Linked DNA regions of Homo sapiens: region 2 is linked to region 1. Evidence: chromatin loops called from intact Hi-C (ENCODE). Cell type or tissue: GM12878. All regions are shown on one strand.

What was found. A loop is a pair of places that touch in the nucleus more often than their neighbours do. Peaks named below come from ENCODE experiments on the same cell type or tissue, not always from the same donor. Only the 100,000 strongest peaks of a DNase experiment are listed, where the experiment ranks them.
Region 2: a loop joins it to region 1, with 2.1 times the contacts of the local background. A loop is called at or near these places in 1 of 110 quality-filtered maps.

Annotation. Positions count from the first base shown.
Region 1 is chr20:11,375,706-11,383,705 of GRCh38, reverse strand. All of the region lies in intron 1 of LOC105372529 (a long non-coding RNA gene), which reads left to right. Among named protein-coding and RNA genes, the nearest start is that of LINC02871, 350 kb to the right of the region's middle. RefSeq lists an enhancer at 3,083-3,132. In GM12878, no CTCF peak of the experiment used is centred here; a DNase peak (open chromatin) is centred at 3,195; H3K27ac peaks cover 922 bases.
Region 2 is chr20:11,300,793-11,308,792 of GRCh38, reverse strand. No RefSeq gene overlaps it. Among named protein-coding and RNA genes, the nearest start is that of LINC02871, 280 kb to the right of the region's middle. In GM12878, no CTCF peak of the experiment used is centred here; a DNase peak (open chromatin) is centred at 3,262.

The sequences.
Region 1 (8,000 bases):
AGCAGACAGTCCCAGCTGAGCCCTGGCCAGAACTTCCAATACTATGTTGGATAGGAGTGGTGACAGAGGGCATCCTTGTCTTATACCGGTTTTCAAAGGGAATGCTTCCAGCTTTTGCCCATTCAATATGATAGTGGCTGTGGGTTTGTTACAAATAGCTCTTATTATTTTGAGATATGTTCCATCAATATCTAGTTTATTGAGAGTTTTTAACATGAAGGGATGTTGAATTATATCAAAGGCCTTTTTCTGCATCTATTGGGATAATCATGTGGTTTCTGTCTTTGGTTCTGTTCATGTGATGGATTATGTTTACTGATTTGTGTATGTTGAACCAGCCTTCATCCCAGGGATGAAGCCTACTTGATTGTGGTGGATAAATTTTTTGATGTGCTGCTAGATTTGGTTTGCCAGTATTTTCTGATTTTTACTTCGATGTTCATCAGGGATATTGACCTGAAGTTTTCTTTTTTTGTTGTGTTTCTGCCAGGCTTTGATATCAGGATGATGGTGGCTACATAAAATGAGTTAGGGAGGAGTCCCTTTTTTCCAATTGTTTGGAATAGTTTTAGAAGGAATGGTACCAGCTCCTTTTTGTAACTGGTGGAATTCAGCTGTGAATCTGTCTGGTCCTGGGCTTTTATTGGTTGGTAGGTTATTAATTACTGCTTTAATTTCAGAATTTGTATTTTGTCTTTTCAGGGATTTGACTTCTTCCTGGTTTAGTCCTGGGAGGGTGTATGTGTCCAGGAATTTATCCATAGATTCTATATTTTCTAGTTTATTTGCGTAGAGGTGTTTATAGGATTCTCTAAAGGTAGTTTTTATTTCTATGTGGTCAGTAGTAATATCCCCTTTATCATTTTTTATTGTGTCTATTTGATTCTTCTCTCTCTTATTCCTTATTAGTCTAGATAGTGGCCTACCTATTTTGTTAATTTTTCAAAAAATCAGCTCCTGGATTCATTGATTTTTTGGTGGGTTTTTCATGTCTCTATCTCCTTCAATTTTGCTTTAATCTTAATTACTTCTTGTCTTTTGCTAGCTTTTGGATTAGTTTACTCTTGCTTCTCTAGCTGTTTTGTGATGCTAGGGTGTCAATTTGAGATCAATCTAGCTTTCAGGTGTGAGCAAGTAGTGCTATAAATTTTCCTCTTAACACTGCTTTAGTTGTTTCCCAGAGATTCTGGTACATTGTCTGTTTGTTCTAACTGGTTTCTAAGAACTCTTGATTTCTGCCTTAATTTCATTATTTACCCCAGATTCATTCAGGAGCAGGTTGTTCAATTTCCATGTAATTGTGTGGTTTTGAGTGAGTTTCTTAATCCTGAGTTCTAATTTGATTGCACTGTGGTCTGACAGACTGTTATGATTTCCATTCTTTTGCATTTGCTGAGGAGTGTTTTACTTCCAATTATGTGTTCCACTTTAGAATAAGTGCCATGTGGCATTGAGAAAAATGTATATTCTGTTGATTTTGGGTAGAGAGTTCTGTAGGCGTCTACTGGATCCACTTGATCCAGAGCTGAGTTCAAGCCCTGAATATCCTTGTTAATTTTCTGTCTCCTTCATCTGTCTAATATTGACAGTGGGGTGTTAAAGTCTCCCACCATTATTGTATGAGAGTCTAAGTCTCTTCTTAGTTTTAAGAACTTGTTTTATGAATCTGGGTGCTCCTGTATTGGGTGCATATATACTTAGGATAGTGAGCTCTTGTTGTTGAATTTTTCCCTTTACCATTATGTAATACCCTTTTTCGTCTATTTTGATCTTTGTTGGTTTAAAGTCTGTTTTATTTGAGATTAGGATTGCAACCCCTGCTTTTTTTTTTTTTTTTTTTTGCTTTCCATTTTCTTGGTAAATTTTCCTCCAACCCTTTATTTTGAGCCAATGTGTGTGTCTTTGCACATGAGATGGTTCTCCTGGATATAGCACACTGATGGGTCTTGAATCTTTATCCAATTTGCCAGTCTATGTCTTTTACTTTGGGCATTTAGCCCATTTACATTTAAGGTTATTATTATTATGTGTGAATTTGATCCTGTCATCATGATGCTATCTCATCATTCTGCACACTAGTTGATGCAGTTTCTTCATAGTGTCATTGGTCTTTATATTTTGGTGTGTTTTGCAGTGACTGGTACCAACTTTTCCTTTCCATATTTAGTGTTTTTTTCAGGAGCTCTTGTAAGGCAGGCCTGATGGTAACAAAATCACTCAGCATTTGCTTGTCTGAAAGGATTTTATTTCTCCTTCACTTATGAAGCTTAGTTTGGCTGTATATAAAATTCTAGGTTGAAAATTTTTTTTTTAAGAATGTTAATATTGGCCCCCAATCTCTTCTGGCTTGTACAGTTTCTCCTGAGATATCTGCTGTTAGTCTGATGGGCTTCCCTTAGTAGGTGACCTGGCCTTACTCTCTGGCTGGCTTTAACTGTTTGTTCTTCATTTTGACCTTGGAGAATCTGATGATTATGCATTCCGGTCTGATCTTCTCATGGAATATCTTAATGGTGTTCTCTGTATTTCCTGAATTGGCATCTTGGCCTTTCTTGCTAGTTTGGGGATGTTCTCTTGGATAATATCCTGAACTGTGTTTTCCAGCTTGTTTCCATTCTCCCTGTCTCCTCTGGTACTCCAATCAGTTGTAGGTTCAGTCTTTTTATGGAGTCCTGTATTTCTTGGAGGCTTTGTTCATTCCTTTTCATTCTTTTTTTTCTCTAGTTTTGTCTGCATGCCTTATTTCAGCAAAGTGGTCTTCAAACTCTGATATCCTTTCTTCCTCTTGGTCGATTCAGCTATTGATACTTGTGTATGCTTCACAAAGTTCTCGTGCTGTGTTTTTCAGCTCTGTCAGCTGGTTTATGTTGCTCTCTAAACTGGTTATTCTAGTTAGCAATTCCTTGAACTTTTTAATCAATGTTCTTAGTTTATTTGCATGGGGTTAGGATATGTTCCTTTAGCTCTGTGTAGTTTTTTATTACCCATCTTCTGAAGCCTACTTTTGTCAATGCATCCATCTCATCCTCCATCCTGTTCTGTGCCCTTGGTGGAGAAATGTTGTGATCATTTACAAGAGAAGAGGCACTCTGGCCTTCTGGGTTTTCAGCATTCTTTTGTTGATTCTTTCTCATCTTCATGAGTTTGTCTAGTTTCAGTCTTTGAGGCTGCTGACCCGTGAATGGGGTTTTTGTGGGGGCTTTTTGTTGTTGTTGTTGTGGTTGATGCTCCTGTTGTTGCTTTCTGTTTTTTTTTTTCCCCCCAGTGGTCAGTTCCCTCTTCTGTAGGGCTGCTGTAGTTTACTGGGGGTTCAGTTCAGGCCCTATTAATCTGATTTGCTCCTGTGCCTAGAGATGTCACTCAAGGAGGCTGGAAAACAGCAATGATGGGTGCCTGCTCCTTCTTCTGGCATCTTTGACCTAGAGGGGCACCAACCTGATGCCAGCAGGATTGCTCCTGTATAGGGTGTCTGACAACTCCGATTGGTGGGTCTCACCCAGTTGGGTAGCACAGGGAACAGGACCTGTTTAATGAAGAACTTTGTCCTTTAGTGGAGAGGGTATGATTCACTGGGGAGAAACACACTTATCTGTGCTGCCTGGATTTCTCAGAACTACCAGGATGAGAGGCTAAGTCTGCTGCTCCATAGAGACTGTGGCCACCCCTCCCCCTAAGGGCTCGGGCCCAGGGAGATCCAGATTCTGTCCCTGAACCTCTCTGGCTGGAGTTATTGGAGTTCCTGCAGGGAAGCCCTGCCCAATGAGGAAGGATGGGTCAGGGTTAAGCCTGAAGAGGCACTCTGGCCACAGACTGCCACAGCTGCAGTGTTGGGCTGTGGGGGACAAGTCTTAGGACCAAGGAATCCAGCCTCTCTGGCTCCAGCAGGGGAAAAGCACAGCCTGGGGCTATAGAGATGGGTGCCGCCCTTCCCCCACCTAGGGAGCTTAGCGTGTTTGGCGGTTGCCAGTCCTAGTGCTGGCTGCTGCCCCTCCCCCAAGGAGCTCAAAGTGCTTAGACAGCAGGCAGCCGAAGTGCGGTGCTGGTTGTCTCTCCCTGTGGGAGTTCCATAGGCTTAAGCAGATTCCAGCTGAGCGGCTGTTAAGAGTCTGTGCATTCTGGAGTTGGGACGCTAGTCCCCAGTGGCATGGATTCGCGAGTGAGATCTTCTGATCCGTGAGTTGCAGAGTTCTGTGGAAAAAGCACAGTTTCCTCAGCTGGGTAGCACGCTCTCTCACCACTTCCCTTGGCTGGGGGGAGGAGGTTCCCCGTCCCCCATGTAGCTCTCAGGTTGGCCACTGTACCACACTGTTGTTGCTTCATCCTGTGGGTCACGCCAGCCTCCTAGTCAGTTCTGATGAGAGAACCTGTATGCCTTTGTTGCTGGTGAAGGATTCACATGCTTATTATGTTTTTTTTCCGATGGAGCCAACGAACACCGCTGTTTTTAGTAGGCCATCTTGGCCCTGCCCCCCAAGAAATGTTTACATCTAATAGCAATTTATAGTTTTATTTAAAAAGGCAAAAATTACTTCTTCCAAAAGATAATGCAGTTATTAATATTAGGTAAGGTAATCAATAATATATTGTCTAAACTGGGACATTTCAGAGAGTGAAAGGAGATGCTATTAATAATTATGCCCAGGGAACAGGCATAAACTAGGACTGTCCCAGGAAAATCTGGAATATGATCTCCTTAATTTGATGGAGAGTGACCCTTTCAAAGGTAACTAAATCTGGATTAGCCTCTAAGCCCATCCAGAAATGAGGACAACTCTTAAAATATTATATTACAAATTGAGATGGAAACTATAGAAGAGAGGAAATGCTGGTAGACATGGCACCATTAGACTCCTGTCTTAAAATAAAGTTGTAAATTCTGGTATTTGTGGAGAACAATTTCTAGAGAATTTAAACAGAGTGGCTAACAGAACACTCAAATCATGAGCAAGGTTAAAATAAGTATCATATGAGTTTGTTGTATAACTCACTCATATTAATTACTGAACACTCAATACACATATGCCTCACCTTTGTGCCTAGGAAAACAATGCTGACAATTTACTTTATTCTTAGGAGTACTTGTGTGTGTGAGTGTGTTGGTGATTGTGAGGTAGGAGGCACAACACTGGAGGTGGGACTCAGATAGAGTACCAAATTGAGGACTGGCTAAAACAGGTGAGGGGGGTAAGCACCTCTTCAAAAGACATGGCACACTCCTCAAGTGTTCCATGCCAGTTTACTGTTGCCATGGCAACACCAGGAGTTACCACCCCTTTCCTTCCATGGCAATGACCTGACAACCTGGAAGTTAGCACCTTCATCCTAGGAATTTCTGCATAAACTGCCCTTTAACTTGCATATCATCAAAAGTGCATATGAATATGAGTGCAGAACTGCCTCTGAGCTGCTGCTCTGGGCACAGTGTCTGTGGGGTAGAGCTGCCGAAGAGAGAACGGCTCCTCTGCTGCTGCTGTACCCAACTGCTTCAATAAAAGTTGTTTAACACCAACAGCTCAGCCTTGAATTCTTTTCTGGACAAAGCCATGAACCGTCCTGGGCTAAGCCCCAATTTGGGGGCTTGCCTGACCTGCATCAATTGTACCAAATAATCAATAGTTGATGTCAATTTTGGCTGCCCCCAAACAAAGACCAGTGCTTCTCAAACATTAGCTTGCATAAGAATCACACAAATAATTTGTCAGAATATAGGTTGCCACTCCCATGTTTCATCTATAGATTCTGACTCAGCAATTCAGAAGTGGGATCTGAGATTCTCATTTTCCAACAAGCTCCTGATTGATGCTGCTGGTGGTCTACGACTGCTCTTGGAAAAGCACTGCAGACCAGTAATTGTCAATCTGCACCACACATTGTAATCATCTGGGGAGCATCCAAAAACACTGATACTCAGAACCCAACCACAAAGATTTTGATTTCATTGGTTTGTGATGGGACTCATCATTGGTATATTTTTAATTTTCCCCAGATGATTCTAATGTACTGCCAGGATTGAGATCCACTGTCTTTTTCTTTCCCTTTCACTTCAACATAAATAATTTGAAATATCTATCATCTCCAATAGACTGTAAGATCCCTGAGGATGAGTACCATATCTGTTGGTTTTCCTACTTTATTCCTAGAATAGCTGTCTCAGATCTCATTAGTATCTGTTGCATATTTGTCATTAATGACCAATGTTCCTCTATGGTACTTTCATAAACATGATATGGATGTTGGTGTCTTCACTTGCTTACCTCTGTGGATGTTGCAGTGATCCAGAAACAATATCTTTCTTAAATATTTGTATCCGTAAAATACTAGTGTATAACAAACTACCTCAAAACTCAGGCACTCAGAACAATGAGTATCTTTCATTGCTCATGCATTTCCATGCATCAGGTGGTTCTGCTGGCCTTAGACAAGCTCACTCATGCATCTGTGGTCAGCTGTGGGTTGGGAGGCAGCTATGCTGATATTGGCTGGGCTCCCTCACATGTTTAGGGGTCTAGACTGGTTTATATTGTTCTTGGCTGAGGCTGCTAAAGTCTCCATGTGCCTCTCAACTTCCAACAGGCTGGCCTGGGCTGGTTCACGTGGTAGCTGTGGAAGCTTCTATGACAGATAGGAAAAGCATGAAGTCTCTTGAAGCCTAGAAAAGACCTCCCATTATTTCTGCCACATTCTATTGGCAAAAACAAGTCACAAGGCAGTCCAGATTCAAACAGTGAGGGAAATGGGCTTCAATTATTGGTGAGAAGAGTTTCAGAGTCTTGGTGCAAAAGGTTGGGATAGAGAAAAGTCATGAATAGGACTAGAAATGGCGTCAATCTACCACAGCCTCTAAGGCAAACTCCCCAAACCCCAGACCTCTTCTCTCATTCCAGCTTTAGAAAAATTGCCAATATGTCTAATGGAAAAGCAAGTTGATTTCAGCTCAGTTTGCTGGCTTAAGCTATTTAGTAAATGAAAGGCTCATAGGATTTAGTTTCTAATATTTGAAAGCTGAGGAGGTGAAAATGTCTAAAGAAAAATAAAGTTGCAGTTGATGTTTATTTTTATTTAAGAATAGGTTGTAAATTATTGGTGGGAAACTTGGATCAGTGAACATGATGAATGACTCATTGCCAAATGTAGCAAAGATTACAACATGAAAAAGATTGAAATCTAGGAAATTAAAAGAAAATGTACTGTGAAAGTTAACTATAGTTAAATAATTTGACATTTATTCTCATTGGTTCCCACCTTTCTTGTAACTGTATAATAAGCAGGGATTGCAGTAGGGACTTGAAAAGAAAAGCGCTCCTAATACCCAAAGATAAAGATTCAATGTAAACCTGAGGCCAAACCTCTGGGTTTCTTTCTAAATTATCCTGACTGGTGTGCTTTCTTTGGAAGGTGGAATGCCCACCTTCCCTGCTAAAGACCTCTCTTGACTGCCAAAAGTTGCGAGAAACCTATGGTTAAGAAACTTAGAATCTGTGCTCCTGGAGGAAATAGTTTCTGGGACACATGAGAGCAAACCACATGAGTTCAAAGGTTCTTCCTTATACAGTAATAAACATTTGATCGACTGGTTTTACAAGACAGATCCCACTCTGCCCTTGGGGTTTCTCATTACTAGGCTTTTTGGCTTCAAGATCCCAAGCCTTTTCTAAATTTAAAGTGCTTGTCTTTATTACTTGTATTTCAACCTGTTTTAAAATTGTCTATTAAAGATGTCATTTATTTTTTAAAAAATCCTCCCTCTGCCCACTCCCCATCTCCCATGATCTACACTCACAACACACACACAGGCAGGCATAAAACTAAGGGCAACTTCTAAGAGGCAGAGAGAGGAGTTTACCTGGGGGTGAGAGTTTTCTCCTCATGAAGGGGCCTGAGATACCAGCTGGAGCTGACCAAAATCCCTCTTTCAAGGAAGCCCGTTTGTTCCTTTCCAAAGATATTGTTTATGTAACTCTTTAATTACAGCATAATCAAATCACAAGTATTTTGCCATG
Region 2 (8,000 bases), 75 kb after region 1:
TAATTGCGTAGTTTGAAACACAAACGTTTTTAATTTTGATGAAGTCTAGTTTACCTATTTTTTCTATTGACACTTTGGTGTCATATATAAGAAAGCACTGTCTGATCTAACTTCACAATTTACACCTATGTGTTATTCTCATAGTTTTATAGTTTTAGCTCTTATAGTTAGGTCTGTGATTCACTTTGAGTTATTTGTGCATATAGTGTAAGATAGGCACCCAAATTCATTATTTTGCATGTAGATATCCAGTTGTACCAGCATAATTTGTTGAAAAGGCTCTTATTTCTCCAACAAATTGCTTGCTCACTTTGTTGATAATCGATTGACTATAAATGTTAGTTTATTTCTGGTCTGTCAATTCTGTTCTATTGATTCATATGTCTATCCTCATGTCAATACCATAGAGTCTTAGTTACTATAGCTTTGTAGTAAGCTTTGAAATTGGAAAATGTATGTCTTTCAAATTTCTTTCGTGTTTTGGAAGGTTGTTTTGTGTATTTGGAGTCCTCTACATTTCCATATGAATTTTAGGGTCAGTTTGTCAATTTCTAAAAAAAATAAAAATAAAAAAAGAAAAAGCCAGTTGAGATTTCAATAGGAATTGTGTTGAATCTGTAGATCAATATGAAGATTAAATCATGTTGTAAGATCTACCTTGTTCCATTATTAATAATAAGTCACTAAAGTCTTTAACTTGTGTTCATTTACATGTTTATAAAAGTTATGATTTTATGTCTTCATGAAAATTATTTTTAATACCAGATAAATATTAGAGTATCACACAGCTCATCTCTAGACTCACAGCAATCCTTAGTCCATATTTTTTTCCTGAGCTACTTCATTTACACCCACAGCTTCAATTAGCCTCAATCCATGACATCAGTTCCTCCCATATATTTTTTTTCTCTATCTAAAACCTTATTGTCTAAGCTCCAAACACAGACACTTAATTTTACGTGCCTATTCAACATTTCCACTTACATATCTCAAAGGCACTTCTAGCTCAACAGGATTGAGCTTGAATTTATTCCTTTAACCAATGGCTTAGGCCTTGTTCTACTGTTGATCTCTATATCATTAAAGGAGGACATCTTCTATCTAGTTGCACAGCTGGATAACTAAGAATCATCCCTTACTTCCCCTTCTCTCTGCTTCCTCTCCCACCAAATTCACCTTTAAAATATCTCCCAAACCACTTTAGCTCTCCTGAAGTGGAGAGCTTCTGACATCCCTTCCCAATTCAAGATACTATCCCCTGTTACCTAGTCCACTGCAGTAGTTTTCTAACTGGTTTTCTGACATCCACCGTAGCTACCTTTGCTCTATCCTCACTGTAGGTTACATTTCAAAAATCAAGTCTGATTATGTTAGCATGATGAAAAACTTGCCACGGCTTCTTGTTTCTCTTAAGGTAGGGCTTTAATTTTTTTTCTACAGTCTATGGGGTCATATAGGACTTGGCTCTTTTCAGCCCTCTCTTATACTATTTTTCTACCAAGTACCTTGAAATTAATTCATTTTATTAGATACACAATTATCCCTTTTGCGTATCCGTTCCCTCTATCTGAACCACATTTTATCCAAATTCCATCTACTTAAATCCTTTTTATCTATCATATATCTGGTAATTTTTATAGGAAAGAATTCCCTGATTCACCTCCCAGGAAAAGTTTTGTGATATACTTTTAAAGATAAAGAGAAAATGTCCCTTTCCTCAGGGCACCTATAAATTGTAATACTAGTCATTTTGGTGAGTAGTTTATTACTGCCCATCTCCCTACTAGACTATAGTCTTTGTGAAATCAGATATCCAGTCTGTGTTGATTACCCTTGCATAATGGCCAGACATCACCCTTCTCTTGAAATAAGGCATGAAACCAACTTAAGCTAGAAAAAAAAAAAAAAAAGAACTCTTATAACTGAAAAGCCTCAGGGATTCAAGTCCCAGGTTCAGGTTAGTCAGGATTAAGGCACCCAAATGGTGCTTTCTCCTCATCTCTTGGCTCTGCACTTTTCCCATCTGCACTTCATTCTCAAGAAATCCCTTGCCATGTTTCAGAAAGATGGCTAGCAGCAGTCTAGGTTTAAGTTCCATCACCTTAGCTATCCTAACAAAAAATGCTTTTCTTTTCTAATAGTTTCAGAGAAAAAGAAAAAGTTCCTTGCCTAATACTCAATGATATGGATTGGTTCACATCCATATCACTGAACCAATTTATGTGGCCAGGAATGTTGACTGCCTCCAGATCCACAGGACAGAATTAGGCCCACTCAGCTGAGATGGCGCCACTGCACTCCAGCCTGGGCGATAGAGTGAGACTCCATCTTAAAAAAAAAAAAGAATTAGGCCCACTCAATCCACATGAACCAGGGTTTCAGGAAAAGAGGCTCTCCAAAGCAAAACGAAAGGAAATGAGTGTTTAATAGAAAATGCACCAGCAACTCTTCAGTCCCTACCATGCAGTGTCTGTCGTATAACTTTTGCCTAATAAATATTAGCTGAATGAATAAAGCAAATCAAGCACAGTTGCTGTCACAAGAGCAGGTGATGAAAAGGAAGAGGATGATGGAGCCGCTTGCTTGAATGAAGGAACTTGGTCTTGAATCCCATTTCCATCATTTACCACCTGGGCACTATAGGTAAGTTACTTAAATACCTTGATCTTCAGTTTTTTTTTCACCTATTGAATTGTGATACTGATCCCTAACCACCAGGGATTTTGTGAGACACATGTATTAACAAATATAAAGCGTCTACATTTGGGTTGGCAGAGAACAAGCCCACAAAAGTTTTTCATTCTTTCCTTTCTCCTTCTACTTCCCAACTTCGGCACTGCCTATGAGTCAATTCTTCCCGCTTTGTGTTTTGAGATGGGAGCTACATTTGTTTGGATTCTGGAGCACTATTTCCCCAATGTTTTTCTATGGAAATCTGAACAACTGCCAATCAGACAGGTAAAACGAGAGAGAGAGGGAGAGACAGAGAGAGACAGAGAGAGAAAGGAGAGGGAAGAGGACTGAATTTGAGAAAAAAATGGGGGAAATCAGTTATGAGTCAGGTGAGGTTGATAGATATACCACATGCTCTCCTTTCTACACCACCCAGAGGAAGCTTGAGCCAATAATATCCTTTCTATTCAGCTCACACCTGCTTCTCAGGGAGCTGCAGTGCAGTTAGCACAATGAACTTGGCTGTATTGTTCTGTGCTATTTCCTCCTGCCCTAGCCTGAAACCGCATTTCAATCAATTGCTAATGTCAGCGTGGGAGTCATAATCCTGGTTTAGAGCTGCTGCAAGTTACCACATCTCCATGGGTCAGAAAAGGAGTTTGACTGTTGAAGGGTGTATACCTGAGAGACACAAAGCTTTCTGTTTCCTCCCAGGCAATGAGCTACAGCAAGATCCAACCCAATCAGTCTCATAAAATACCTTCCTTCTTGCCAGGGAAGAAGTTAACTCTGCAGCTAGGACCTCTGCCAGGTTATCAAGATATCTGGAAATTAATGTACCCCCAATTCTTGTTACCTTTCTTTGCATAGAAATCTAGCCTAACATCCACACCTTACAGAGGTATGTCTAAAACTGAAATGGCTTTTTAAAATTTGAATTTTGAGGTTGCATCAAGCATGGAATATGTATTTCTATGCCACATTATCGAACATGTCACCATGAAAATAGTTAGTGGTATGATAAAGAGCTCCAAGGAGAGCTCTGAATGATGTTTGGAGACAGTACGAATGAAGATCTAATTCCCAAGTGACATGGCATTACCATACCCATGAGATGTGTCAAAGTGCATCAGCATTTTCAGTGTGATATTATGTGCTTGTCAGTTAGTTTCAGTTTTATCTCTAGTGATAGTCAATTATCCTAATCAAAAATGCAGATCCCAGGGGTGCTGGGTTGGCACTAATCACAGAGTGCCAGACTGCAGGGGCAGCTGCCACAAGCTCATCTCTTACCTCTATCTTGATCGTGGCTTTTCTAGTCAGTAAACTGAATGTGAGAAATATTGGTGAAAGCAAGTGGCTTGTTGACAAGCAAGGTGAGTACCAGAAATGGGCAAAATTGAAGACTATAGATATATTAGATACATTCCCAATCATACATAAACAGAGAATTTGAATTCATTGAGTATAAATAGAGGGCTCAGTTGCTAAGTGATGCTGTATCCAGCCATTAGTTTTAGAGGATACCTGAGCCCAATTCCAGAAGAAAAGATCTCTGGAATGTTATGTCTCCCTGAAATGAACTAACATGCAAGTAGTGGTTGGGGCACCTACAAGAACAGAGAGCTGGAATGTCATCAAATTTATAGACAAGTTTTATGAACTGCTTTTATAAATTAATGTCCACATGTGTGATGAAATTTGGTTTAAGGCCTGATTTTATTATATAGCCTGGCAGTGAAGTTGTGGGAGAGTAACTAACACTCACTTACCTCGAACTCTTTTTAGTGGCTGCCACCATCTACCCAAATAACCTAAAGTAGGGCATAATTAATTTAGTTCAGTTAATAACACATGGTTTTTAGGAAATGTGTGCCATTTTTATTTTTCACCCATCTTCATTTGATTGCATCAGCTATTCCTGAGTCTTAGAATATTAATTCAGTAGTACAGTTGGCCTAGACATTATAACGATTAGGATGATAATTATAATATAAGAAACAACTGATGTTTGTACAAAAGCCGTCAAGATCGCAAAACATTTTGTCCACACATTTATGAACACATACAATAAAGAGAACTGAAGTCAATCACTAATGGCCACATTTATTCTCCTCACAGCACACGACGTTCTGGTGTTAAGGAGAATATTTTTCATTTGGCAGAACATTGGTCTAGGTGGCTAGGGTACAAGGAGAAGCAAGGCCAGGTATGCAGGGCTTTTTCAAGCCTTTGTTGGCTCCACAGTTGTTAATATCTCATTGTCCAAAGCAAGGCATGTGGCTAGGCCAAGAGCCACATCGAGATGTTTTTACACAGTCACATTTGCTGGCTAGATGCAGTCAGGGCAACTTTGCAGCCATAGAAGGTGTGGCCCCAAGGTGGAAATAGCCTGGGCCTTGAGTTGCCATGGGCAGGAGAGACGCCCAGGAGTGCTGTCCAAACTGCGTCACACTGTGAAGTGAGCAAAAAGTATTCTCCTACTGTAGTAAGTCCTAGACACTCATTCTTTATCGTTGTGGTGTTTTTTTGTTTTTTTGTTTTTGTTTTTGTTTTGCCTATTTTTCTGTAACCGCAGCCTAGTTAAGCCTATTTTGACAAATACAGAAATTGTAAAATTTCCCTCTTGAATGTCTCTTCGAGATTGTGACAGAGCTTTGTGGTATAGTTGCTGGTCTCTAATTGTGTCTGTTTGTTTAGAGTTATACTTTTGCTCAGTAAATTGATATATCGTAGTATAAAATCATGAGATTTATAATAAAAAGGTGTGTGTTTGAGTCTTAGGTCTGCTACTTCATAAGCTGTGTGATGTTGAATAGTTGTTTTGCCTCTCTAAGAAATGTCTTTTTCTAGAAAGCTCAGCCAATAACACCTACTTTAACATGGTTACTATAAGGCCATGAAAAGCATAGGTGAAAATGGCTGTAAATTTTTCTCTTTAATGGTAAAGTACCTTGAAAATAGTAATTCTTATTAGTAGTCAGTTGGTGGTTGCAAAATATAATGGGAAATAAATACTGAGTTTTTATAATTCTGGGAACACATCCCTTATATTTGCCCAATTCGAGTGTACTGGACTCGAGTAACAATTTTATACCCAGGATTGCAGCTTCTGTGGTTCCCAGATATAGGACAAACTCCTGCATTAAGTGCTTGTCCCATATAAGCAAAGGCCAAAAGCTTCCTTCAATGAGGTCACAGGTACTTTCATATTGAGACCAATTTCTACATTATCCCCACCCCATCACCAACTTCCTCTGCATGCTCATACCAAACCTCCCAGGGTTCTCAGGTCTGTTCAGTTTCTGCACAGAACTTCCCTCGGACTGGAATATTCCCACTTCCTTTCCAGGCCACCGGCCCCTGCCCATCCTGGGATGGCAAGCTGCTCCTTAATACTGAAGACATAGGCTTCCAACCTTGCATTTTTGGGAAAGCCTCAGCTGTCTCTCCTCCCACCCTCCAGGCAGACTTACTCATTCTCTTACTGGGCTGGAACAGGGCCTTATACATTCTTCTTATAATACTTCATTGATTTTGTTTACATGTCTGTCTCCTCAACAAGATGCTGAGCTCTTGGAAACAAGGCTGTGTTATTCATCTCCACCCTCAGCACCTAGCCCGATTCCTGAGATGTTAACAAAAGCATATGGGTACCCAGAGAAACTTCCTTGAGTGTCATATCATGTATTAGGAAAATTGGTAGCTTAGATTTACTATAAGTGAACCATCTCTTCTGTGAGGGTTTTTGAAGTGTGTTTGAAATTCTAATTTTACTACCAGATAAAGAAAATACATTTCCCTAAGAACTTAATAAAAATGCAGAGTTGAGATTTCCTACCTCAGATCTAAGGAATTTTTGCACCTTTGGGAGAGATGCCCAGTCACTTGTACTTCCAGAAACTTCCCCAAGCAACTCTGATGCACCTCAAAGTTTGAGAACCGTCACATTAGGCCAATCTGACTTATAAATTGCTGGTTCCAATTGCTTCAAATGTTTCCTGTTGTGAAAAGGAGCAGAAACAAAGCGCCCGTTCAGAAAGCTGGCTGCCCTCTCCCCACCTGGCCTCAGGTGCCTGGGTTCTCCCTGGAGAGTTCATGTCGCCTTCCTTATCGCTCAGCAGCCTTTGATCAGGAGCTTCTTCATTCTGGCTCATTCTTTACTTCAAAGCTGGGAAACCCGATCAGCTCCTCTCTCTTCCCTCCACCCAGGGCCCAGCCAGCCCCACAGTTGGTTCGGTCACTTGGGAAGACTGGGCAGACCGGCTTCTCCTAGAGGCTAGAGGAAAATCCTTTGTGTGGCACTCCTGTCTCATTACTCCCCAACACAATTGGTGCCACAGAGAAAGGAGGAGAAGAAATAAAACCTCGTTCTAAGCCCGCCGCCATGGGTGTGAAATAACCACACTTAGGGTGCAGTTTTGGGAACAGTTTTGCAGTGTTCCGTCTCCTAATCCCTGAGGCAAGTCTTCCTGGGTTAAACAGCAAACGTGCTTTATAGAATCCAGTCACTTGGAAGTTCCAGAATGAATCTCCTTTTATGTGAGCATTAAAATTAGTTCCCAACGGCAAAGTTTACAAGGGAAGATGATAAATGATTTAGCTTTGTGAATATGGGGACAGTGATAGCCCAATTTCTTTGATAAATTATTTCATTTCAGAAGACTGGCATGTGCTAAGGTAAGATGCTGTTTTAAACCTAGTTTATCTACCCACAAGTTTCACATTTCCCCTTCGCAAAATACCCAACCTTGATGACCCAAACCTTACTTTTAAATAAGTACAAATAAATCAGAAGGGTCACTTTAAAAATGGTTTCATTGAGCTATAATTCACATACCAGAAGATTTACCGATGGAAAGCATGCACCTCAATGGTTTTTGGTATATTCACAGTGTTAAGCAATTATCACTACAATCTAAGTTTAGAATGTCCTCATCATCTCAGGAAAAAACCCTGTACCCATTAGCAGTCACTTTTCCACTTCTTCCCCCTGCACAGCCCTAGGAAACACTATTCTAACTTCTGTCTCTATAGATTTGCCTATTTGGGGCATTTTCTATAAATGGAGTCATATAATATGTGGCCTTTTGTGACTGGCTTCTTTGAATTATGATAATATTTTCAAGATATTAAAATAACGCTGCTATGATTGTTCATATACATGCTTTTCTGTGTATTATTATTATTTTTTTTTTTTTTTTTTTTTTTTTTTTTTTTGAGACGGAGTCTCGCTCTGTCGCCCAGGCTGGAGTGCAGTGGCGCGATCTCGGCTCGCTGCAAGCTCTGCCTCCTGGGTTCATGCCATTCTCCTGCCTCAGCCTCCC